Regions from separate parts of the Homo sapiens genome. Here region 1 is linked to region 2. Evidence: chromatin loops called from intact Hi-C (ENCODE). Cell type or tissue: endothelial cell of umbilical vein. All regions are shown on one strand.

Evidence for each region. Peaks named below come from ENCODE experiments on the same cell type or tissue, not always from the same donor. Only the 100,000 strongest peaks of a DNase experiment are listed, where the experiment ranks them.
Region 1: it touches region 2 in a loop (4-fold over the local background); 8 of 110 quality-filtered maps call a loop at or near these places.

Annotation. Positions count from the first base shown.
Region 1 is chr20:22,865,611-22,868,110 of GRCh38, reverse strand. No RefSeq gene overlaps it. Among named protein-coding and RNA genes, the nearest start is that of SSTR4, 170 kb to the left of the region's middle. In endothelial cell of umbilical vein, no CTCF peak of the experiment used is centred here; a DNase peak (open chromatin) is centred at 1,150; H3K27ac peaks cover 444 bases.
Region 2 is chr20:22,733,760-22,736,259 of GRCh38, reverse strand. It overlaps the pseudogene KRT18P3. Among named protein-coding and RNA genes, the nearest start is that of LINC01747, 50 kb to the right of the region's middle. RefSeq lists a silencer at 1,042-1,141. In endothelial cell of umbilical vein, a CTCF peak has its summit at 1,039; no DNase peak of the experiment used is centred here.

The DNA.
Region 1 (2,500 bases), 130 kb before region 2:
ATTTCTTCTCTTCATTATTTCTTTCTTTTTCCTTCCTCTGATATTCCCATTACATGCATGTTACATCTTTTGAAATTGTTCCACGGTTCTTGAATGTTTTATTCGTTTTCCTTTCATTCTTTTTTCCCTTCCTTTTTAGTTTGGGAAGCTTTCTAGTACCATGTGTTCAGGCTTACAGATTCTTTTGTCAGCCACACCCAGTCTACTGATGGGTTCATCAAAGGCATTCTTCATTTGTGTTACAGTGTTTTTTATTCATTGCATTTAACTTTAATTTTTTTTAGCGTTTCCATCTCTCTGCCTACATTATCTATTTGTTCTTGTACATTGCCTAATTTTTTTTACAAGAGCCCTTAGCATATTATCATAGTTATTTTAAATTCCTGGTCTAATAATTCCAAAATCTCTGCTGTATCTGGGTCTGGTTCTGATGCTTGTTCTTTCTCTTTGGACTGGGCTTTTTAATTTTGTTTTGAGTTTTGTCTTTTAGTATGCTTTGTAAATTTTTGTGTTGAAAGCAAAGATGACATATTAACTAAAAGAAACAAATAAATAGGCTTTGAGTGTGGGGTTTTAAAATTCATCTGACTAGAAGTTAGGATGTCTTTTATTTGCTTCAGTTGTAGGTGTCAGAGGCTAAATATTCCCTGATGTCACTTTTTGGGTATCCCTTGTTGTCTTTCTGTTTCCCCAGAGACTTCTTTTTTTAAAAAATATGGTCCGACATTAACAGTTTTTTCAGCTGTTATCTTCTGTTATTCACTGGAGCCCTATTGAAGTGGTGGTAAATTGTGTGGAGAGAGGAAGCTTTCTGTAATCCTATGATTAGATCTCAGTCTTTTAGTGGATCTGTGCCTCTGAGTTGTTATGTGCACAAATGCTTCTCAGCTCCCCTCACCCCCTTAGATAGAACAGTGAGGTTAGAAGGGGCTAGAGTTGGATATTGCCCTTAATCCATGTTGAGTAAGGCTCTGATAAAACAGTTTTTGTTTTGTTTTGTGTTGTTTTGAGGGCAGGTCTTTGTTATGGAGAACAGAATACTCCGGGCATATTTCCAAATGGTTACTTTTCCCTTCTCCCAATGGAATTAGGAAGAAAATATTCTCTGATCTTCACTCTGAGAACATGGTGAAATTCCTGGGGATCAGATTCATGAAAGTGTGGGTCCCCATAAGGCTGGGTCTCCAGGAGAAAACTCTCAGACGTCAGCAATTAGTCTATTACCCTTTAAGTTTTCCTGTGAGTCACTGGCTGCAGCAGCACTCTCTTCTCCCAGTAAGCTATGATTCTCTTTATTTGCTTGCCTCTACAGTTTTGGGGACAGCATTCGCCCTGTGACATTAATATTCTGTTGAATCTTAGAAGAGAGTTGATTTTCAGTTTATTCAGCTTTTTCCTTTTGTAAGGACAGAAATGATGACTACCAAACTTCTTATATGCCATCAGATTAGAAGGATTATTTTTTTAAGATAAGAAATAAAATGAAGAAAACCTCAACAGTATTCATCATCACAAAATCATTACTTTTTTGTATATGAAAATCTTAACTAAATACAAGTAAACTACTGAGCAGTGAGAGGTGAGAATATAAGAAAATTTATTATGGATTGTGCCAATATAGAATAAAATTAAATAGGATCTGAAACCTAAATTTTGAAAGAGTAATGAAAGAATAGTGAGCAAAACTTGATTCAAAAGAATCATATGACATTTCAAATATTACATTCATCTCCCCACACACTTGACACATGAGGAACTAAGACAATGGGAAATGAAATGTATTGGCCTGGACAGAAAAGTTTTTAGGAACATATACCCAGGTAGGAACATTGGCCACTCATGGACTCTCCTGCTCCCCAAGCAAACTCTGAAACTGATCTTGAGCTTACTCTTGTTTCTACTATATTATAGTGGATCCAGTAGTTCATGTAATGTCTTTATGTATCTGTCCCTCTCTCACCTTTGTGTTGTTTTCCTGTGTTGACTTCATTCTCAGGAATGCTTTTTCTATGGAGGCAAAACTGCTATTTTCATTCTCTGTCTATATAAATAAATGTATGCCTCCCTGTCTCCCAGTGCCCCTTTTTCTCTCTCTCCCTATTTATGCACTCATCCATCCATCCACCCATCATCCACATGTTTGACTGCCTCTCAGTCCCATGGTCACTCAGTCTTTCTCTCTTTTTTCTTATCTTTCCCTGTTCATCCTCTGTTGAGAAAGGAATTGATGGAGTGACAAAGACTGACAAAGATGGGTCTGGTGGGTCTTATGGTGAAGAGTGCTAAAACATCATGTCAGGAATCAAATTACTACATTTTTATAACTTGGGATGCCAGTTCTATTTACAATAAATATGTTTTTATCTGTATTTAATTTATTGTGTGCACTGGAACCAATTTATGCACACAGCTTGCTCTCATGTGTTTTGTACTATTTTGAGATCAAGTGTCATACCTTGAAATGTAAACTCACACCAGAGGAGCCTGATGTAGCCCAGCC
Region 2 (2,500 bases):
GCCTGCCTTGCTAGGTTGGAGAAGTTCTCCTGGATAATATCCTGCAGAGTGTTTTCCAACTTGGTTCCATTCTCCCCATCACTTTCAGGTACACCAATCAGACATAGATTTGGTCTTTTCACATAGTCCCATATTTCTTGGAGGCTTTGTTCATTTCTTTTTACCCTTTTTCTCTAAACTTCTCTTCTCACTTCATTTCATTCATTTGTTCTTCCATCTCTGATACCCTTTCTTCCAGTTGATGGAATTGGCTACTGAAGCTTGTGCATTCTTCATGTAGTCTCATGCCATGGTTTTCAGCTCCATCAGGTCATTTAAGGACTTCTCTACACTAGTTATTCTAGTTAGCCATTCGCCTAATCTTTTTTCAAGGTTTTTAGCTTCTTTGCATTGGGTTCAAACTTCCTCCTTTAGCTCAGAGGAGTTTGATCGTCTGAAGCCTTCTTCTCTCAAGTCGTCAAAGTCATTCTCCATCCAGCTTTGTCCCATTGCTGGCGAGGAGCTGTATTCCTTTTGAAGGGGAGAGATGCTCTGATTTTTAGAATTTTCAGCTTTTCTGCTCTGTTTTTTCCCCATCTTTGTGGTTTTATCTACCTTTGGTCTTTGATGATGGTGACATACAGATGGGGTTTTGGTGTGGATGTCCTTTCTGTTTGTTAGTTTTCCTTCTAACAGTCAGAATCCTCAGCTGCAGGTCTGTTGGAGTTTGCTGGAGGTCCACTCCAGACCTTGTTTGCCTGGGTATCAGCAGCGGAGGTTGCACAACAGCGAATATTGCTGAGCAGCAAATGTTCCTGCCTGATTGTTCCTCTGGAAGCTTCGTCTCAGAGGGGTACCCAGCCATGTGAGGTATCAGTCTGCCCCTACTGGGGGGTCCCTCCCAGTTAGGCTACTCGGAGGTCAGGGACCCACTTGCGGCAGTCTGTTCATTCTCAGATCTCAAACTCTGTGCTGGGAGAACCACTACTCTCTTCAAAGCTGTCAGACAGGGACGTTTAAGTCTGCAGAGGTTTCTGTTGCCTTTTGTTTGGCTCTGCCCTGCCCCTAGTGGTGAGTCTACAGAGGCAGGCAGGCCTCCTTGAGCAGTGGTAGGCTCCACCCAGTTCGAGCTTTGTTTACCTACTCAAGCCTCAGCAATGGCAGGTGCCCCTCCCCCAGCCTCGCTGCCACCTTGCAGTTCAATCTCAGACTGCTGTACTAGCAATAAGCGAGGCTCTGTGGGCATGGGACCCTCTGAGCCAGGCATGGGATATAATTTCCTGGTGTGCCATTTGCTAAGACCATTGGAAAAGCACAGTATTAGGGTGGGAGTGACCCTATTTTCCAGGTGCCATCTGTCACCCCTTCCCTTTGTTAGGAAAAGGAATTCCCTGACCCCTTGTGCTTCCGGGGTGAGGTGATGCCTCATCCTGCTTCAGCTCACATTCAGTGGGCTGCACCCACTCTCCTGCCCCCACTGTCCGACGAACCCCAGTGAGATGAACCCAGTACCTCAGTTGAAAATGCAGAAATCACCCATCTTCTGCATCACTCATGCTGGGAGATGTAGACTGGAGCTGTTCCTATTCGGCCATCTTGGAACTGCCCCCCGATTTTCTTAACTGTGTGTTTTACCAAGCAGAAACTTTTAATTTTAATTAATCAAGCTTATTATTTTTTATGGGTTTTGCCTCTGGCGTTATATTGCCATATCCAAGTCATTGATTTTCTCCTGTTATTTGCTGGGAGGTTAATAGTTCTGCATTTTATATTTAGGTCTATGCTCTATTGGATTAATTTTTGTGAAGGATGTAAGATTTGATCTAGATTCATTTTTTTTACACAGAAATGTCCAGTTGTTTCAGCACCATTTATGGAAAAGACAACATTTCTCCATTGCATCCCCTTTGATCCTATATCAAAGAGTAATTGACTATATTAATGTGGGTCTATACCTTAGCTCTCTGTTCTATTACTTTGAACTATTTGTTTATTCTTTCATCAATACCTCACCATCTTGATTACTGTAGCTTTCAGTAAGCCCTGAAGTTGGTTAGTGTAAGTATTCTGACTTTCTTCTCTTTCAATGTTGAGTTGGCTATTCTCGGTCTTTTGCTTTTCCATATAAACGTAAAATCAAGATGGTCAGCAAAGCCTGAGTCCTGTCCTCTCGCTCTCCTCCTCGGACAGCATGAGCTTCACCACTCGCTCCACCTTCTCCACCAACTACTGGTCCCTGGGCTCTGTCCAGATGCCAAGCTATGGTGCCCGGCTGGTCAGCAGCAAGGCCAGCGTCTATGAAGGTGCTGGGGCCTCTGGTTCCCTGATCTCCATGTCCCACTCCACCAGCTTCGGGGGCGGCATGGTGTCCAGAGCTCTGGCTGTGGGGATGGCTGAGAGTCTGGCAGGAATGGAAGGCATCCAGAACAAGAAGGAGACCAGGCAAAGCCTGAATGACCACCTGATCTCCTACCTGGACAGAGTGAGGAGCCTGGAGACCAAGAACCAGAGGCTGGAGAGC